2 separate regions of the Mus musculus genome follow, and region 1 is linked to region 2. The links are chromatin loops, found by intact Hi-C in ENCODE. Cell type or tissue: gastrocnemius. All regions are shown on one strand. Links, peaks and the distances in the headings refer to the core of each region. The heading gives the core; the rest is flanking DNA.

The links. Peaks named below come from ENCODE experiments on the same cell type or tissue, not always from the same donor. Only the 100,000 strongest peaks of a DNase experiment are listed, where the experiment ranks them.
Region 1: it touches region 2 in a loop (2.6-fold over the local background); 2 of 42 quality-filtered maps call a loop at or near these places.

The regions. Positions count from the first base shown.
Region 1 is chr2:14,226,371-14,237,229 of GRCm38, reverse strand. Mrc1 (mannose receptor, C type 1) reads right to left here and starts at 7,816. Exons shown (of 30, transcript NM_008625.2): 1 at 7,657-7,816. The coding sequence starts at 7,717. In gastrocnemius, for the core only: no CTCF peak of the experiment used is centred there; no DNase peak of the experiment used is centred there; H3K4me3 peaks cover 2,517 bases; H3K27ac peaks cover 317 bases.
Region 2 is chr2:14,161,452-14,172,310 of GRCm38, reverse strand. No RefSeq gene overlaps it. Among named protein-coding and RNA genes, the nearest start is that of Tmem236, 7.6 kb to the left of the region's middle. In gastrocnemius, for the core only: no CTCF peak of the experiment used is centred there; no DNase peak of the experiment used is centred there; H3K27ac peaks cover 997 bases.

The DNA.
Region 1 (10,859 bases), core at 2,289-6,288, 65 kb before region 2:
CTTCTCTGAAGTTGACGACTATCCGCTGCTCATGCCATAGCTGACTGGGTCACGTGAATAACTGAACTTCATTCCACACCTCACCTCCCTTTGTTATCCTCAACAAAAATTAAAAGATTACAAGTAGGGTGCTTTGCTCATGATAAAGCAGAGGAAATAAGGAGATAAAGCTTTTCTCAAAAGCTGCCATGAATATGAGCATTTATCATACTCGCATGCTAGCTTAGCCTCCTCTAATGTAAAAATAAAGCAGCCTGAGAATCTTCCATTGATCTTAGCTCTTTACCTGGCATTTTTCCTAGCCAGCCTTGGCTTCCACTTTTCAGACTGCTTGTTTCAGCATAACTCTCTTCACTTCAGATTTCAGGCATTTTGAGTTTACTGTTGACGGTCCTTATTAAAAGCCTTTATTAAAAGAAAAAGGCACCCAGGAGGCAGCCGGACATGGCTGGTAAAGGTCAGGAGGGTCTGCACATGCAGGACAGCCTCCCTTCAGAGGTCCTACTGTCATGTGCTTAATTTTCCTCTGTAACTCATCTTAATGCCACTTAATTACAGTAGTATTTTAATGAACTGACTTAGAGCGGTGATAACATAAACACCATAACCAAAAGCAACTTGCTGAGAAAGGGTTGATTCCAGCTTACAAATCTTGGGCCACAGTCCCTCATCCAGGGGACTCAAGGCAGGAACCAGAGCAGAGAAAGTGGAAGAACACTGCTCAGCATCTTATACCTTTTGGCTTGCTTGGCTTGCCTTATACAACTCATGACCCCCTACCCAGGGGTAGTGGAAGTCCAATGTCTCCTATCAATCATTAATCAAGAAAATGCCCTAATATTTGTCTACTGGCAATGTGATGGAGGCAATTCCTCACTGAGGTTCCTCTTTCCAAATAACTCCAACCTATGTCAAGTTGGAAAAAAACAAAACAAAACAAAACAAAACACAAAAAAACCACCAGCTAGGGCATGAACCAACATCTACTCTTGTTTTTTCTCAGTGATGAACCATCATGCACCCAGATGCAGAAGCCTAAATCCAGTTGTCACCCTGGGTTCTCAGCTTTCCTTCTCTCTCTTTTGCCCACATCCACCCCCACAGACTCTGTCCCTCTGCACAACTGCAACACACATCTCCTCCTCTATTCTCTTCTCTCCAATGTCACTGTCACTGGTCTATGCCATGCAACCATGGCCTTGCTCCACTCACAACTTTTTCTGAAATAGAATCATCAAGGAAAATAACTCCTGATGACCTAGCTTCCTTTTCAATGGTCCTGGCATGTCTCTATATTACAGAGCCTTACCCCCACATATGCTTATTGCATCCACTGAACCATATAGAAAGAAGAGTGTCATTCTTTATAATCTTGCCATCTCTTTGCTGGATTGCCCTATGTGCATTATTCTAGTTGAATGCATACTGGTTAATAAAATGATATTGTTTCTTTTCTGTCTTAAAGAGTTGGGAGAAAACTTTGTTTCTAATTAAAATGATTGTTTTCGAATTGCAGAAATCCTTCAAAACTGGAATGAAGGATATTAGCAGGGAAATATCTGGCCTTCACGAAGTTCGCCCCTGGACAGGGAGCCACCAAACCCTGACGCTTCTTACTCTGAGATGATGCTAAAATACAGGCTTATCAGTGCTTGTTTCCTGTGTTTCTCCTTTGTCGCTAGATGCAGAGCAAGAGTGATAGAGTTGCCATCAGACAATGTAAGGAAACACAATGTTATCATGGCATGATAACAGAAACACACTGTTTATTCTCCAAGTGGTCAGTGCAGAATTTCTCTTTCACCATTGTCTTGGTCAAATGCATCTGATTTTAAAAGTCGTACATCTTCCTCCAAAGGGATGTTGAAGCTTGTGGCATGGCTGCCATCTGTAAGCATCCCAGTGAACATATTTGTAAACATTCTAATGCTTGTCCATGTGCATTATGCTTTTGTAACAGAAATGCCACAAAGCTGAACACATAGGGACAGACAGACAACATGTTCATTTCCCTGTGGTCTCATTATGGATCAGGATATTTGAAGATTTTCTTTAATACTTACATACAAGAAACATGTAAAGAAGAATCTCCTTTAACCTTTATCTTTCTCACCTTGTACCTACTTTTCAACGAATATGCAGCAAACATCTGTGCTTAGTGTTGTGCTGGTGACAAAATAAAGAATCCAAAGACATTCATTCCCTCCACATACCAAGGACACATGCTGCTGTGGTTATTTCAATGACAAGAAAGAGAGAGAGGAAGAGAGAGAGAGGTAAACAAGCAAACAAACAGAGAAATATTGGAAGTACTGGTAAGTTTCCAATATCTCAGATATTATAATAATAACTTTAAAGGGCCAAAATATTAGTAAAGTGCATAAAAGTAACTGGATCCAAGTCTGACAACCTGAGTTCAATCCCTAGGACCTACATGGTGGAAGGAAGGAATCAATTGTCACAACTTATCCTCTGAGCGCAACCTAAATTCCAGGGCAAGAATGTGTGTAGCTGAAAAATTAAGCATCCAATAAGGTTTGAGTTTTCTTCTAGACATGTTTTAAAATTATTCTATAGCATTAAGCAAAGTAATTAATATCAAAAATCTACCAGCAAAGAAATGCAACTCTAAGGGGGGATTCAGAAATAGAAACATAAAACACTGTGTTTCCTGGATTTCCTATACTATAATACTGACAATAAAACATAGAGGAAAACAACATCTGGAAGACAAAGGAGTTGGATCAAGAGAGGATAGAAAAGGACTCTGTTATTTCTCAACTTCGGTCACATCTCTGTACAGTGACTCGAGTCCCAAAATGTCAGGAGTCCCTCCCCACCTGGGAACATTTTCTGACAGAGTCTTCACACAGGGCAGAATTGATGGGTCAGAGAACTCACATCCCCTGTAAGGAGTTATCCCCCATGATTCATAGGGAAGAACAGACACCCCAGAGCAGGGGGTTCTGGAGGACAGCTTGGAGTCCTATTCCAGTGTCCCCCAGATCTCCACTGCAAATCACACTTGGTCACTTGCATCATTACATACTTTCCTTTCTCATCTCACTTCCCCATTTGCCCAGCCAGTGCTTTCTGGGATGGCTTCCCACTAAAACTACAGCTGTCCAATGTCGTCTTCTGCAGGAATCCAGACTGAAGCTAGAGTGTGTCTGTCATCCCACAATTCCCTCTCACCTCCTAACACTGAAAGAAAGTGGGAAATACTTACCGTGCACCTCAAATACACAAGAAGCTATGCTAGAGAAGACATGGCAATGGCCGAGGCTTTGAACACAAGGGTGAAGGAAAAATTTAAGAGTAACTTTATTGTTCACTATGATCCTTTATGCATTCACGAGAATGTCATAGAGCTTACTACTCATTTATGCTGCTCCACATGGTCACTTGGAGAGACTTAAATATGGCACTAAAATGGGTTCTGAGCTCAAAGAGAAAACACAAGGCATTAATGTTTCAATATCCCTCTCATCCCCTCACAGTATAGATTTCACAACTTTCCTGTCACTTATCTTGGAGGGGTGACCTCCCCCACTGCTCTGTGAGCTCTTGTTGCACCTGTGTCATGAAGTCATCCCTTTGGGCTTTGCCTCTCCCCTGTCTCCTAAGTCACTAACTTCCCAGCAGTAGCCTCTTCCCCAGCCTGGGGACAACAAATGCCTGCAGATAAGAAATCCTCTCTGCATACTGCTTTTTCCTAGTATAGTCATTCAGATAGACTCATCTCGGGTATCCATCACCTGGCACAGAACCTGAGTGTTAGTAGGAGACAGTGAGAGTCCACTGCTCACTGCCTGTGGCTTTGCTAATTTTCTTAGTTATTTCTGTGCTTTCACTCTATCAAATCAAGAGTGAACCCTATAGAATCTACTATGTCTGTAAGAATTAAATGAGACAATTTAAGTGTGTGGAACAGCAACAGATACAGAAATGACTCCATACATGTTTGTTATCCTGATGAAGAGTATGGAGAAAACAGGCTTGAATGGGGGTGAGAGGCAGTTCAGAACAGGATGAAACTGGAAACAAACAAACAAAAAAAAAAAATAGCTGATGAAGCAGCTAGGCTAAGGGACAGTCAGACAGAACAGTCATGAAGCTTGGAGGAGGTCACATGGTCCACAAGGGATGTTTTGGAGGGTCTGGGACTTCCTGTGTCATCTGAGTTAAACTCATTATTTCAACCTCATATCCTTATCTGTAGAGTGAGGGTAAAGTCTCTGACACAGTCTCTGTGAGCCTCCAACTGGTGTGCTGCAGGTAAAGCACCAAGCAGGTCTTTCTCCCTAAAGGAAATACTTAAATACCGATTCCTTCCTTCTCCTCTCTTGGCAAAACAAAACGAAACAAAATGAAACAAAAGCCTTCATGCAAATCTGAATATCTTTAAGTCCATAGTTTAATCTAGTGTTGTTTTGAACTCCCATGTTCCCTTCCTGATAAACAATATCACTTCCCAGCATCGGTGCTGAAAAGCCGTGCTCAGGAACTGGCTGTCACTGGCTCACAACTACTGAAATCCACTTAGTCTTCAAAACTTAATTGTTTCTCATGTAGTAAGACATGTCACTTTTCTCTCTGCTCTGGATGACCCTATGGCCTCCAGCTTTATGCACTGACTTCATTATGTGTTAGTTGTGTATATATATATATATATATATATATATATATATATATATATATATAATATTTATCTATTATATATGTAAATATATAATATATAACCTATATACTAAATTTTAAATTTTCAGGCTGGCCAGATAGCTCAGTGTGTAAAACCACTTGCTCCCAAGCTTTAAGATCTGAGTTTGATCCCTGGGATCCCCAGGATGGAAGTAAGCAAATTGTGAAACTTGTCTTCTGATCTTCACATGAATGCCATGACAAGACCTGGCCCACACACAGACACAGACAGACGTAATACAAGAATTGAAAATGTAATAAAATATGTTTAACTAGAAATAATCTAACCTAGGTATCTGTCCCATGTAAATGAGAAAACGGGGTTTCCAACATGAAGTCTGAGAAAGCTGTGGGAAGGACCACAGTAGCAAACATGTAGAAGGATGGAGGATAAATTTGGTTTTCTCTTTGTTAAATTGAGTTCAAATAAGTTCAGCATTCATGTTGTAAGGGATGAATGTAAGGTGAAATCAGAGTTTGCAAGAGAGACTGTAAGAATGGATTCTACAATAGCCAAAGGACAATTGAAATAATTCTCTTCTGTGCATTAGATGAAGAAACCAAAATGGGATACACATCCAGGCAAATGCTCTGGCATGACATCAGTGTCAGAACCAAGGCTTAGCTACTTCCCATCTACTTTGAGCTCCCAACATGCTATAACAGGGATGATCTAAAGCTCTCACTTGGCTTGATATTATAGCAAGAAATCGGGGGGAGGAGGGAGGAGAGCCAGAGATGGAAGCGAGTGGTATCCTGGGTTGGCTTCCACCTGCTAAGCAATAACCTAAGCACTTAACTGCCCAAGCCTATTGACATCATCAGAATCCAAGATGGCACCTGTGCTAATGAGTCATGAGCCTGAGGTTTTCCCTCATAGCATGACTTCTTCTCCTTTCTTAGGAATGAACTTCGCATCATGTGACACCCTGCTTTGCTGTGTCCTAAGATATGGAAAAGTGCCCCGGTTGCCTTGTGGCACCAACCAAGTAGAGTCTGTTGCTTGCTTCCCTTTCCAACTCTGCTTACATGGCCTCAGAGTGGTAATTGGTAGTGAACCATGATGGGAATAAAAAAATCAGCAAATGCTATGAATCAGCTAGTCTTTTCTGTTTTGTTTTTTCCTACAAAAAAAATAAAATAAAAGTCATTTTGTCTACTAGCACACCATTGCCCATGAGCCAAACCCACCAAATTATATTTCTTTGCTTAGTCCACGGTCAGTGTCCAATGTCTCTCATTAATGATAATTCCCCACCTATATACTGATGCTTAAACACTGCCAATAATGCCTGAGAAGCAGGACAGCAGAGCAAGGAGGGCCAGGGAGCTCCTCTATTAACCTCTACAGACTCCAATCACAGCTAACCTATCAGTGACATCAGTGCCCCAGTGCATACAGTGACATTGGGCTGGAATGTTCCCTTGGGTTGTAGTATATCAGGTAGCAAAGGATCTTCTCATAGGTCTTGTGAGTTGATGGGGATCCAGGAAAGGCAGTCCTGAGAACTCAGGAGTCCTTTAATCAGCTGTTGACTAAGCAAATGTTCTGGCTTTATCCTTAGGGACTTGGGCTATTGAGACCAAGAGAAGATAAAATGAGCACAGCTGACCCTTAGACCAGAGGTGGCTCAGCAGATAAAGGTGCTGCCTGCCAGGCCTGACAACTTAGATTTGATCCCTGGGACCCACATGGTGGAATGTCTTCTGACGTCCACATGAACTTCTATGGCACACTCACACCAAAATGCAATAAGCATAATAAAACATTGTTTTGAAATAAATAAATGGTAAAAAGAGTCTGAGGGTGTGGATCTACCACAGATTACAAGTCTAGAATCCAACCCCCAGTGAGGAGCTGAGAAATCACAGGTTCTCAAGTAACACAAAGACATCTGGATCTGGAAGGGACTCTCCTGTGCCCATTTATATTCGCCTTTTACTCTCTAGAGAGAGCTGAAAGACCTCACATTTTGTGTCCCTGTAACTGGGTCCACCAAGTGACCCACAAGACCTCACACTCTGTCCCAGTATTTGTAGTCACGAAGAGAACGGCATTAGGGAGGCATCCTGCTGTCTCAAGGAGGGAAACATTCCTAAGAAAACTGAGAAAATCTTTATCATACAGTTCCCTAGAGAATTTCCTGGCATCAGCGTCACCACAGGACTTCGGCTAAGACCAAGGGTACGAACTGTGTCCAGCAGGCTTTAGTTGTCTGATGGAAGTGAAGGGTGTTGAAAAGCCAAAATAGTCTCGAAATAGACCTGGGAGTGCAAACTCTCCCAGTCCCTTCCATACTGGTGCTTAAGAATCCAGAGAAACGCTGACTCAGCAATGCCCTTGCGCATCTAAAGAGCCCTGATCTGTTCCTACGGACATATCAACCACTTTCAGACTTCAGCATCGAACACATCCACCTGTGAGACAATATGAACAATTCTGGAAGCAGAAAAGGGCGGACTTTCTAGCAATAGAAATTATGAATGAAACGGCTCACGGGAAAAGTCGAGTGTGAGAATCCCCGCGTCCTCTCCTTATCAATTTGCATCTAGGACGAGGGGCTGCAAGTTCCTCTTTCCCCACCCGAGATACTCAGCGCTATCTATTGGGAGTAGGATAGCAACGGCATAAACTGGAAACTAGAACTAGGGCAAGCAACAAAACAAGAAGGCATTGCACAAACCAGGTAGAAATACCCAGACATGATGTCCTCAGGAGGACGGAGGTGCTGGGGGGCTTCATCTTGGACAACATCTAACAACAGAGAGCAACAGCATCGCCTGACTCTAGCTCAACTCCCACCCTGGTGTGTTCAGGTCAAAGCCAAGTGCAAGCTTGATGAAGGTCAGGTAAAAACACAGATCGCTCAATTCCTCTTCCAGATGTACACAGGACTTTTAGCATAAACTTCAAACAAAATGGTATGCAAAGCCCCCACCTCAAAACAGACTTACCCAATAGCTGAACAGAGACAGGGATGACAGAGATAAAAGCCAGAAGCAGGAGAAGCCTCATGGCCCAGAGTGGATCTTCCAATGAGGGAGAAGAGGGAGACTGGGAAAGGCAAAGAATACAACCAGGTCCCCAGGTTGCCCCTTTGCTCAGTCCAAGGTCTGGGAGCTGCCTGACTGAAAAGGAGGACAGAGGAAGCTGTCCCTTTTAAAGGACTCCTGAATTTAGGAAAACCCTCCAATTGAGAGATATCCTGTCACATGGGGGCGGTTAGAAAAACAGGAATTCAAAGTTACAACTTTGCTTCGTAAGCTAAGGCACAGGAGGAAGGGGAGAGAGGAACATGTGTAGGAGAGGAGAAAACGCAGGAAGTGGGGAGAAGTGAGGACCCAGGCCATGAGCAGCAGGGAGAGGCAGCCCTGCTGAGCTCTCCACAGGTGCTGGGCAGTAACCAAACGGAGGCCATTATCTGGGTGGGAAAAAGTCTCCAGGAGGCAGCTGTGGAGGCTCTCACCCACAATTCTACAGTCAGAAAGGGAGGACACTCGCTGGAAAGCATCAGAAGCTCTTCCTGCTCAGGCTTAGAGCCCGAGCACCAACACACACACACACACACACACACACACACACACACACACACACACACACTCCTTGGAAAGGATCAAAGGTATGGTTCACGTAGAGTTTTGCCCCTGTCTCTAGAAGGAAAATGACAGAAGTTAATTTTAAGACAACCTCAATGAAGCCCAGGGATAGAAAGTTCTAGCAGCTTTCCTTAGAAAGCCAGAGGAAATAGTGGCAATAGCTTTGTTGTCGGTTCGCTGCCAGGCCTCAACCATTACAGTCCTCAGAGTTTGAAAAAGGGAAGACCTCTCTCTCTCTCTTGCAAAAGAAAGCCTGGCTTGAGTCCAAAAGTTGCTTGTTGATTCGATGACAGTGGGGTTTCGTCTTCATGATTTTGCAGGGTCGTTCACAAAGCACCACACAACCCACCTAAACACTGATTTTTTTTTTCCAGACGTTCAACAAGAATTAAGAATATTTAGAAATGGATATTTGTGGTTAGTCAGGGAAGACCTGAAACTGGAGCGTGGGAAATGTCATCGTTTCAAAAAGAAGCTCTGGAAACACTGGCGACTTAGAAGTTGTAAACAGATGGTTTACCTTCAAGTGAAAAGCTGTTCAGACCCATCCACGCTGAGGCAGGTACACACTCATTTCCCAATAAGCTGTGGTTTCTCTCAAGAATTTTCTTTTTAAAAAGCCTAAATTAGGAAGATTCTGAGAAGGGACCCACCGTTCTTTTTCATTCTATCAAGGCTTAACTGACAAAGAAAATTCTCCCACAACTGGTGAGAGGCTGCAAACGTTTCCTTTTCAATCACTGCGTAACTGACTTATCACAGGAACACCGAAACAGTCTTGCGTTTGTAGCGCAGGCTGGCCTTGAATTCTTGGTTCCTCTGTTTTGACTTTCTGAGAGCTGGGATTATAAGTGTGTCCCATCATGCTTGCTGACCAAAAAATGTTTTAATTGGTCTTTTAAATGCAAGCCATTCAAATTGTTTTGCCTAATTGGGGTTTGCTTTGACTTATTTGAAGAGGAAAAAAAAGAGTTAACTGAATTGCAGGCATCTGTATATCCATGGTTTTATTATGTCAACGTGTCTTACATGCACAGGAATAAAATCAGAATCAGTAACGAGACGCTGGATGTGATATAAAGTGAAGTCCAACATCCCACAAAGGATTTGTCTCCATCATTTTTATCTTATTGGAAGATTTTATCAGGTTAGGAGGGGTGAGCAAGTCAACACAAATCTGTAATTTCAGGTAACGGAGGAAGAGGAATTTCCATAGGCCTTAAAACAATCTTTGTATTGCCAGGAACTGTGGGAAAATAGCACGTTTTTCACTTCTGGTGTCTCTTCAAATCCTTGAAGCATCCATTTCAGAGCTCGGGTTTTTTTTTTTTAATTATTTTATTTATTTCCATTTCAAACATTGCTCCCTCCCTGTCCTCCCTCCAAGAGTTCTTCACCCCATACCCTTTGCCTCTGAGAGGGTGCTCCCCCACCACCCCCATCACCCTACCCCCACCCCAACTCTCCCACCTCACCTCCCCCCACATTCCCCTTCCCTGGGGCATCAAGTCTCTACAGGATTAAGACCATCCTCTCCCACTGAGGTCATATAAGGCAGTCAGGCCTCTGCTACATATGTGCCAGGGGCCACAGACCAGCACACATATGCTTTTGGTTGGTAGTTCAGTCTCTGGGAGTTCCCAGGGGGCTAGGTTAGTTGACACTGTTGTAATTCCTATGGGGTTGCCATCCCCTCTAGCTCCTTCAATCCTTCCTCTAACTCTTCCATGGGGGGTCCATGACCTTAGTCCAATGGTTGGCTGTTAAGTGTCTGCTTCTGTCTCAGTCACCTGCTGGTGAAGCCTCTCAGAGGACAACCATTCTAGGTTCCTGTCTGCAAGCACAACATGGCATCAGTAATAGTGTCAGGGTTTGGTGACTACACATGGGATGGATCTCAAGTTAGACCGATTTCTGGGTGGCCTTTCCTTCAGTCTCTGCTCCATTTTTGTCCCTGCATTCCTCTTAGACAGGAACAATTCTGGGTCAAAAATTTTGAAGGTAAGTTAGTGACCCGATACCTTCGCTGGAGGTCATCTCTATCTACTGGAGGTGGTCTCTTCAGGTTCCATGTTCCCACTGTTGGGCATTTAGGCTAAGGTCATCCCCAATGAGTCCTGAGAGCCTCTCTCATGTCAGGTCTCTGGAACTTTCTAGACATGCTCCCTACCCCCTCCCCCACCCCACCCCACAGCTGCGTATTTCCATTCATTCACCTGGTCCTCCGGGCTTCTCTCCTGTCTCCCCCATACTGAATGACTGCAAGCTGCTTTCCACATGGGCTATTCCATTTAATGCTCTTCTTCACCAAGGGTCACAATTTCTCCACATCCTCACTAACATTTATTTCTGCTTTTGATAAGAACCATTCTTTATATGAGGGAGGTATCTGTAGTTTGATTTGCATTTCTGTACTGGCTGCTATGATTGAAGTTATTCACATATGCCCACTGGCCACTCAGATCTTTCTATGGAGAAATATTAGTCCAGGTCCAGTATTCATTCTTAACATCTGTGGTTCTGCGGTACTTGAGTACATTTTTATATTCTGAACACTAATC
Region 2 (10,859 bases), core at 2,853-6,852:
CTTTTCCTTCAGTCTCTGCTCCACACTTCATCTCTGTAACTCCTCTGATGGGTATTTTGTTCCCCCTTTTTTTTTTGTTCCCCCTTTTAAGACGGACCAAAGTATCCACACTTCGGTCTTCATTCTTCATGAGCTTCATGTGTTCTCTGAACATATCTTGGATATTCCAAGGTTCTGGGCTAATATCCACTTATCAGTGAGTGCATACCTGTGTGTTCTTTTGTGATTGGGTTACCTCACTCAGGATGATATCCTCCAGATGCATCCATTTGCCTAAGAATTTCATGAATTCATTGTTTTTAATAGCTGAGTAGTATTCCATTGTGTAAATGTACCACATTTTCTGTATCCATTCCTCTGTTGAAGGACATGTGGGCTCTTTCTGGCTTCTGGCTGTTATAAATAAGGCTGCTATGAACATAGTGGAGTATGTGTCCTTCTTACCGGTTGGAGCGTCCTCTGTGTATATGCCCAGGAGAGGTATTGCTGGGTTCTTAGGTAGTACTATGTTTACTTTTCTGAGGAACCACCAAACTGATTTCCAGAGTGGTTGTACCAGCCTGCAATCCCACCAGCAATGGAGGAGTGTTCCTCTTTCTCCACATCCTCAACAGCATCTACTGTCACCTGAGTTTTTGATCTTAGTCATTCTGACTGCTGTGAGATGAAATCTTGGGGTTGTTTTTACTTGCATTTCCATAATGACTAAGGATATTGAACATTTCTTTAGGTACTTCTCGGCCATTCTGTATTGCTCAGTTGAGAATTCTTTGTTTGGCTCTGTACCCTACTTTTAATTGGTTCTCTGGAGTCTAACTTTTTGAGTTCATTGTATATACTGGATATTAGCACTCTAATTGATGTAGGGTTGGTAAAGATCTTTTCCCACTCTGTTGGTTGCCATTTTGTCCTATTGACAGTGTCCTTTACCTTACAAAAGCTTTGCAATTTTATGAGGTCCCTTGTCAATTCTTGATCTTAGAGCATAAGCTGTTGGTGTTCTGTTCAGGAAACTTCCCCCTGTGCCAATGCCCTTGAGGCTCTTCCCCACTTTCTCTTCTATTAGATTCAGTGTATCTGGTTTTATGTGGAGGTCTTTGATCCACTTGGACTTGAGCTTTGTACAAGGAGATTTGAATGGATCAATTTGCATTCTTCTACATGCCAGTTGAACAAGCGTCATTTGTTGAAAATGCTGTCTTTTTTCCACTAGATGGTTTTAACTTCTTTGTCTAAGATCAAGTGACCATAGGTGTGAGGGTTTTTTTTCTAGGTATTCAATTCTATTCCACTGATCTACCTGTATGTTACTGTACCAGTACCATGCAGGTTTTTTTAATCACAATTGCTCGGTAATACAGCTTTAGGTCAGGGATGATGATTCCACCAGAAGATTTTTTTTCCCATTGTTGTGAATAGTTTTTGCTATCCTAGGTTTTTTGTTATTCCAGATGAATTTGCAAATTGCTCTTTCTAACTCTATAAAGAATTGAGTTGGAATTTTGATGGGGATTGCATTGAATCTGTAGATTGCTTTCAAGTAGATGGCCATTTTGACTATACTAATCCTACCAATCAATGAGCATGGGAGATCTTTCCATCTTCTGAGATCTTCCATTTCTTTCTTCAGACACTTGAAGTTCTTTTCATATAGATCTTTCACTTGCTTAGTTAGACTCACACCAAAGTATTTTATATTATTTGTGAGTATCATAAAGGGTGTTGTTTTCCTAGTTTCTTTCTCAACCTGTTTATCTTTTGAGTAGAGGAAGGCCACTGATTTATTTGAATTAATTTTATATCCAGCTACTTTGCTAAAGTTGTTTATCAGATTTAGGATTCTCTGGTGGAATTTTTGGGTCACTTAACTATACTATCATATCATCTGCAAGTAGTGATACTTTCAATTCTTCCTTTCCAATTTGTATCCCTTTGACCTCCTATTGTTGTCGAATTGCTCTGGCTAGGACTTCAAGTACTATATTGAATAGGTAGGGAGAAAGTGGGCAGCCTTGTCTAGTCCCTAGTTTTAGTGGGATTGCTTCAAGTTTCTCTCCATTTGGTTTGATGTTGGCTACTGGTTTGTTGCATATTGCTTTTATTATGTTTAGGTATGGGCCTTGAATTCCTGATCTTTCCAAGATTTTTATCATGAATGGGTTTTGGATTTTGTCAAATGTTTTCTCAGTGTCTAATGAAATGGCCATATGGTTTTATTCTTTGAGTTTGTATATATAGTGGGTTATTTTAATGGATTTCCATATATTGAACCATCCCTGTGTCGCTGGGATGGTTTACTTGATCATGATGGATATTCGTTTTGATGTGTTCTTAGACTCAATTAGCAAGAATTTTATTATTTTTGCATCGATATTCATGAGGGAAATTGGTCTGAAGTTCTCTTTCTTGGGTCGTTGTGTGGTTTAGGTATCAGAGTAATTGTGGCTTCATAGAACGAGTTGGGTAGAGTACCTTCTGTTTCTATTTTGTGGAATAGTTTGAGAAGTATTGGTATTAGGTCATCTTTGAAGATCTGATAGAACTCTGGACTAAACCCATCTGATCCTGGGGGGTTTTGGTTGGGAGACTATTGGTGACTGTTTCTATTTCTTTAGGAGATATGGGACTGTTTAGATCATTTTTCTGATCCTGATTTAACTTGGAACCTGGTATCTGTCTAGAAAATTGTCCATTTCATCCAGATTTTCTAGTTTTGTTGAATACAGGCTTTTGTAGTAGGATCTGATGATTTTTTTTTTTTTTTTTTTTAGATTTCCTCAGTTTCTGTTGTTATGTCTCTCTTTTCATTTCTGATTTTATTAATTTGGGTACTGTCTCTGTGCCCTCTGGTTAGTCTGGCTAAGGGTTTATCTACCTTGCCGATTTTCTCAAAGAACCAGCTCCTGGTTTGGTTGATTCTTTGCTTAGTTCTTTTTGTTCCTACTTGGTTGATTTCAGCCCTGAGTTTGATTATTTCCTACTGTCGACTTCTCATGGGTGTATTTGCTTCTTTTGATTATAGCTCTCTCCTGGCAGTATTTGTGTATGTAGCTCTGTGGCACAGGATCAGCTCTGAGCACAGATGGAGATCAGAAGACTCCTGTCCCAGGCAGCCTCTGGTCCTGTGTCCTGAGGGTTCTGGATGGTTCCTCTGAGCAGTAGTGATGGTCCTACCTGCACTCACTCACAGGCCTGTTCACACTCCTGGGAGGCTCGCTCTCTCCTAGCACTCTTTGGGTATGGAGCCCTGTGGCAGAGGATCCCTGGAAACACTAACAAACTTGTGGTGAGGAGTCTCTCATCTTACAGCTTACAGTTCATCATGGTCAGGGCAGCAACAGAAAGCAAGGAATCAGGAGGAAGGAATTGAAGCAGAAACCATGGAAGAATGTGGAAAAATGTTCCTTTATTGGCTTGGGCTCCAGGCTCATGTTCAGCTACCCTTTCTTATTCTTCTCAAGACCACTTGCCCAGAGGTGGCACCACCCACAATGGGCCAGACTTTCCCATATCAATCATTAATCCACAAAATGTCCCACAGACTTGTCTACCTGTGAAGAGTAGAGAAAGCCCTGAGTGTGTAAAGGCCTGAGTACATATGTTATTAACATGGCCATAGTCATTTCAAAGACCATAACCTCAGATCCCTGGGCAAATGGCAAAGGGTAAGGCTCAGAGAGATGGCTAGGCATGTCTTGTCCATATGTGGATGCTGCCACTGTATGCAGAGAATGTCCACCATAGCTTTTCTTCCATGACCCACTCCAGATATTTACAACCTGAAGACTGCTCCCCTAAAAGTCAGCTCCTACTTTTATTCAGCCATATGCAATAATCCTGCCTTCCTATTCAGTGTATATACTAAAGACACTTAGCTCCCTGGGTGCTATAGTCTCTCCTTCAGCAATCCCAGCAAATGATTCCAGCTCTTCTATATCCTTGAGTCCATGTGTCCATCACTTTTTCATTCCTCTGCTGCCCTGGTAAGGTCAATCACTGGAAGCCATGTAAGAACTCAGCCCCTACACACTAATATGATGAAAGCATTTTCTCAATTGATGACCCAGTTTGTTCCAAGCTGGAAAAAAAAAAAAAAAAAAAAAAAACCAGCATAGGAAGGATTGGGTAAGCTGGAAGGGCCATTATTTTTAGAAGAATTAAAACAAGTTTAACTAACTGTATACTCACACTACCCCTGACACATTGTCAATTATTTAATAACTGATGGTTAATTTGATTATCAATTTGACAGGATCTAGAAAAACCTAGGAGGTAAACCTCTGGGTGTAGTTATGTGAAACTGTCTTGATGATTAGTCTCTGGCCATGCCTACATTGGTTTGGTAGTTTGAATAAGAATGCCCCCCATAGAGTCATTTGAATGCTGAGGGAGTGGCATTAGGAGGTGTGGCCTCATTAGGATAGGTATGCCCTTTTTGGAGGAAGTGTATCAGTGGGGGTAGGCTTGGGGGTTTCAAATGCCCAAGCCAGGACCAGTGGCTCTCTCTCTCTCTCTTCTTGATGCCTGCCAATCCAGAGGTAGAATTCTCAGTTCCTTCTCCAGCACCATGCCTGCCTGCATGCTGCATGTTTCTAGCCATAATAATACAGACTAAACCTCTGAACCTGAAAGCCAGCCCCAAATAAATGCTTTCATTTATAATAGTTCGCTGTGATCATGGTGTTTCTTCACAGCAATAACAATCCTAACTAAGACAAACAGATTATCTCAATTAAGCTTAATGAGGTAGGAAAACCTGCCTATTATGTACCATGCCATCCAGGGTGCCAGACTCAATATGATGAGAAAGCCAGCTGACCATAGCAGTCATTTCTCTCTGCTTCCTGATTGTGAATGGAATGTGACAGCTGTCTCAAGTTCCTGCCACCATAGCTTTATATCTGTGGTGGCCAATATCCTCAAATTGTGAGCCAAAAGAAACCCTTTCCCTCTTAAGCTGTTTCAACCAACGTGTTTATCACAGCAACAAAGAAATTAGCTAAGACAACAAGTATGTGAGTAACTGAGCATAGTCCAGATACAGAGGGAACAGAAGAGTCAGTAAAAGGATGATGTTAATCCAGAGAGTGATAAGAAGTAAGAGGACCAAGAAACACCCACTCAAGTGCTGCCTCAACTGCTCATATGAACCCTTACAAAAGGGACTCACTGTTCTTTACACGTTTGTTCACATGTACATGTGCACATCGTATACACACACACACACACACTGCTCACTATGAGCATTAAGAAAAAGAAGCAAAACTTAAATGTAATGGATAAAGAACCTTCAGAACTGACACATGCGAAAGGCTGATGTTTCATAAGAAAACACAACATTGAAAAAACGTGTAGAAGTGCAAGGCCATTCTCTGAGGTAGGTCTGGACCTCGACTGCTCTTCCTCCTGACTTAGAGCAGGCTCTGCTTAGTGCTGCAGAGTTATCTTTGCCTGAGGGAATGGAAAGGCATCTCCTTTGAAATGCCTTTGTTGTAAGACTGTCGGGGAGGCCAACAGAGCTGAGAGGAGATAGAAGCAGTAAGGTGCAGACACTGGTTAACTCTTGGGAACACAACCTCATCTTTGCTTTAAATTGTTGTAGTTTTAGATATTCATATAAATTTAAAATTTAGAAAGATATTCATCAAACTAATACCATTGTGTCTGGGAAATGGGGGAGAGCAGTATTCGAGGGAGATAATAATAATAAACCTTTTCATTAGTATTGCCATTATCTAAATGGTTCATAAATCTAAAAATTTAGAAGATAATTTTAGATTCAGAAAAATGTATTTTAAAATCAGTGCAAGTGGGCAGGAGAGATGGCCCAACAGTTAGGAGTGCTTGCTGCTCTTGTGAAGATCTTGGGTTTGATTCTCATCACCCACATGACTCATAGCGACTCGAGTTTCAGGGGATTTGACACCCTCTTCTGGACTCCAAAGAAACAAGGTATGCATTGCTACACAAGCATACACTTCAGCCAAACACTCATACGTATAAAACAAAGATAACTTTAAAATAATTATTGCAATTACATTAAAAGTATATATATATATATATATATATATACATGCTTTCATTTACTAATTTACTTCCCTCACTTCTCCTTGGGCAGAAGCTAGACAAACAGATTTCACTTCCACTTAACCTCTGAGTGGAAATATTAAACAGAAGCAAAGAGCCACACAGCCAACATTAAGCAGGACAAAGGCATGGAGACCACCTCCTGGATTGAGCTGGTTGCTGGGTTGCTCTTGTAGAGGAGTTGAGACATGTCACAGGCATCCTGCAGCAGAGCTCACTATAAGTACTTTCTCCTGCCCAGCCTTTCTCAAGGCACTTTCTCCAAGAAGAATGCAGCAGTACCTCCTGTGTGCCAGACGCTGTTGGAAACCCTCTCTGCTCACAGCTATAGCTATCTACATCCTGGTTTGCAGGCTGGATCTCCAGGAAGTCCATACACTCCTTGAAAGCAGGAAACATCTGCCCTAAGCTTTGAGTCATCATTTCTCTGCACAGGGCCCAGCACAGCACGGGCTCTTAGCACACATTTGTGGGAGGGATGAGTGAGGACATGAAGGGGAGCACAGAGCAGCTCCAGAAGACACAGCCTTCAGTCATGGCTGAGGGCTCCTTTATTCCAAGGGAATGCTGTTCCTCACACTGCAAGAGAAATCAATAGAGAACCATCTGTCCTGTGTAATGGACTCACTCAGACCACAGGCTTGTTTATTTGCTTGGTCATACTTACACCTCCTATGTCTCCTTCCTCCATTGCAAGGCTCTTTAGAGTCCCAAGGCCAGAGAGGGAAGACAAAATCATGGGGTGGGGGTGGGGGGTGGGTTTACACAAATAATTTCATGCCTAGTGTTAGACACTGACAAGCTTCATAGATGCCAATACTATGGTGTCTCTCAAATTTTCCCAGCATGTGTGCCCTCAAAAACAGATGTGAGCACTAACAAAGGTGCCCAGGAGAGAACTGCCTGGTGCTTATCTGGCCCAAGACACAAGCTCCAGTGATTTTAGCCTTCACCTTCTATTGTCTCATTGGCCCGAATTATAACTAATAGATTAGCAGGCAGGGAAAATATCTGAAAGAGCCACCAGCTCGCTTGGCAGCAGAAAAGAATACCATTATGATAACACTAAGCTATGAGGAGGAAACAATGCCAGGGCTGGATTTGGAGAGAGTCATGGGGAGATGCAAGAGGGCTTCACAAACCCTCCAACTGTTTACCAAAGTCCTGATGCCTTCCCTCCTAAGTTCCCTGACGAATCTGCCATGCAACTGCACCAAAGCAACCTGAAGGCATGCAAAGGCCATTTTCAAATCTCCCAAATGCTTTATTTGAAAGAGTCCAACACGGATCTGAGAGGCTTGTGATGTGCCTCAGTCTGCACTCGCCTGCCAGGCAGGGAGTCAGAACTTCCTGACAGGGAACACATTTGGTCTCTGAAGCTGGATCTGTGGTGGAATGGCTGGCCCCTGTGGTTTTGAATTCACTTCCATGTAGGACTGTTGATGCAGTGCTTTTTATTTTAGTAAGCAGAAGATATCATTCCGGCCAGAGAAGCACCTGTTGTCCACACTGCCAACTGCCATTTCCTTCCTACAGGCAGGAAGTCAAAAACTGAAAGTCTCTAAAATTGTCAGCGAGAGCATTTGTAATCTAGAGGTTCATTCATTGTTTTCAGCAGAAGGTCTGGGAAATAAAATGGACAAACTGCCAAGAATGTTCTGGAGTTGGCTTCCTGAGATCACATGGTGTTGAGGTGCATAAAGTCAGAGATGGTAACAGTGACACTTCTCTTGGATCACGCTGGATCTGCAGAGCCTGGGGAAGAGGTGGAAACAAGGTCCTGGGCCTAATTTACAATTTCTAAAGCTTGCTGAGCCTCATAAGCAGGTGTGACCAAATAAATCACTAGAAGTCATTGCAATAAGCTCATGACCCCATGCGCTCTCTGCCCTCCACTGATGTTATGCTCTCAGAGTTTACACTATCCTAAATTTAGTATGTGATCATGCATAGCTTCATCTGTTCAGGTAGCAAATAACCTTAGCCTTTGTATAAAGCCAGAGCAATGCCATAGTCCCTTTGGAAGCCCTTTCCTAATGGACTCTTCCTGAAGTAAAAAAAAAAAAAAAAAAAAAAAAAATGCAAAGAAAGCCTTGATATTTTTAAATGATCTCCTTTCATGATGCCATAGGTCTTAAAGGAGAAAACTAAAACAACATCTTCCCATCTCTCCATATAACCCCTCACCACTGCAAAGGATGGCTGCTCAAGACTATGAAACACAAGAGCAAAGGGAAAAAAATGAAGAAAGAAAGAGAAAAAGGAAGGAAGGAAGGAAGGAAGGAAGGAAGGAAGGAAGGAAGGAAGGAAGGCAGGGAAGGAAGGAAGTTAAATGTTGCTTTTCAGGAGATGACAATGACCCAAGTTCACCTTTTATGACTTCAGAGTGATGGATTTAGTCAATTGAAACTTACCTAAATGTGCTTGCATCCCTCATCAATTAACATGAGTTCACTCCCAAATTCATAAGCTTGAGTTTTCCAAACTCCCACAGTTGAGGACTTAATTGGTCCAATTTTTGTTCAAGCTTAAAATCTTGAAAGCACTCAGTAGGATTGACCATAGACTCAGAAAACATGCAGTCAACTTGACTGATGTATTTGAAACAATTTCAAAGCAGTCTGCCTATGAAGCAATGCTCCCTAAGTGGCACATGTTTGGTTTCTGGCTAAGGCTGGCTTTAGAGTTGATCCTCTAAAAATAGGCCTTTGTAAAAACGAAGGTTCTAGGAAATAATCTAACTCAGATTTTGAACACATGTACAAGTCCCTGAGTTTACACTTTAGCACTGGAAAAAAAAACTAAAATAAAACTTAAAATTATATAATAAAAGTTAGTCTAAAGCTGTGAGTCTTATGGAAATAAGATAGAGATGAGAGATAGAGTTTCACCTCTCTATGTAAACCTGGCACACTGATATCAGTGGACATTGGATCGGATAACTCAGAGCCACACCCCAAGGACCATTTCCTCTTCACCTTCTCAGACAAGTCCTACTTCTTCCCCCTTTAAGTCCTTCAGATGAGGATAAAGGCTTCAGTCCAAGCTCTAATTAGGGATTGAAGTATCCTCACTTGGGCCTTCCTTCTTGTTACACTTCTTATGATTCATGGGTAGTATTCTACGTTTTCTGTACTTTTTGGCTAATATTCACTAATCAATGAATACATACCATGCATACCCTTTGGGGCCTGAGTTACCTTACTCAGGATGATATTTTCAAGTTATATCCATTTGCTGCAAAATTCATGATGTCCTCATTTTTAATAGCTTAATAGTATTCCATTATGTAAATGAACCACAATTTCTGGATCCATTCTTTGGTTGAAGAACATCTGGGTTGCTTCTAGCTTCTGGCTTTTACGAATAAAGCTGCTATGAAAATAGTGGAGCATGTGTCCTTGTGATATTGTAGGGTGTCTTTTGGCTACATGCCCAGGAGTGGTATAGCTGGGTCTTCAGGTAGAACTATTTCCAATTTTCTGAGGAACCTCGAGATTGATTTCCAGAGTGGTTGTATCAGTTTGCAATTCCACAAGCAATGAAGGAGTGTTCCTCTTTCTCCACATCCTTGCCAACATGTGCTGTCACTTGAATTTTTGATCTTTACCATTCTGATTGGTGTAAAGTGGCATCTCTAGGTTGTTTTGATTTACATTTCCCTGATGACTAAGGACTTTGAACATTTCTTTAAGTGCTTCTCGACCATTCACGATTCTTTTGTCTCAAATTCTGTTTAACTCTGTACCCCATTTTTTATTGGGTTATTTGGTTTTTTTGGAGGTTAACTTCTTGAGTTCTTTACATATTTTGGATATTAGCCATCTGTCAGATGTAGGGTTAGTGAAGATTTCTTTCTTCAATCTGTAGGTTGCCTATTTGTCCTAATGACCATGTCTTTTGCTAGGATATAACCCACAGACCGTAAAAAAGTTTAACAAGGAGAAAGGCCTAAATGAGAATCCCACTTAGAAGAGGGAACAAAATAATCTTGGGAGGCAGAGGGAGGGAGAGAGGGAGGGAGGGAGGGAGGGGCACGGGTGGGAGGGAAGGGTATGGGTGGGAGAGGAGAGGTAGAGGGGAAAAGGGGAACAGGATCAGGTATGGGAGGGGGCAGGAGAGAAGTCTAGAGGCCCAGGAGAATAAATGGAAATATGCAGCCTTGGTGGGTGCAAGTTAGAAGGATCCTCTAGAAAGTAATAGATACTTGGGAGATGAGAGCATCTCAGGATTCAATGGGGGTGACCTGAGCCAAAATACCCAACAGTGGGGAGAAGGAACTTGAGAGTCCACCTCTAGTAGATAGACAGTGACTCAAGTGGAGGGACAGGATTATAGTCAAAATTTCTAACCTAGAATTGCTCCTGCCTAAAAGAACTGCAGGGACAAAGTGAAGAGACTGAAGGAAAGGTGGTACGATGACCAACCCAACTTAGTATCCATCTCAAGGGTCACCAAGGCCTAACACTATTACTAATGTGTGCTTACAGACAGGAGACTGTCATGGCTGTCTGAGAGGCCCAACAAGCAACTGACTAAGACAGATGCAGATAATTACATCCAACCATTGGGCTGAAGTCAGGGCCCTCTGTGGTTGAATTAGGGAACGGCTGGAAGAAGCTGAAGGGGAGGGTAACCCCATAGAAAGAGCAGCAGTCTCAACTAACCCCTGGGAGCTCCCAGAGACTGACCAGGCAGCATACACAGGACTGGTCTGAAGCCACCAGCACATATATAGCAGAGGCCTGCCTGGTCTGGCCTCAGTGAGAGAA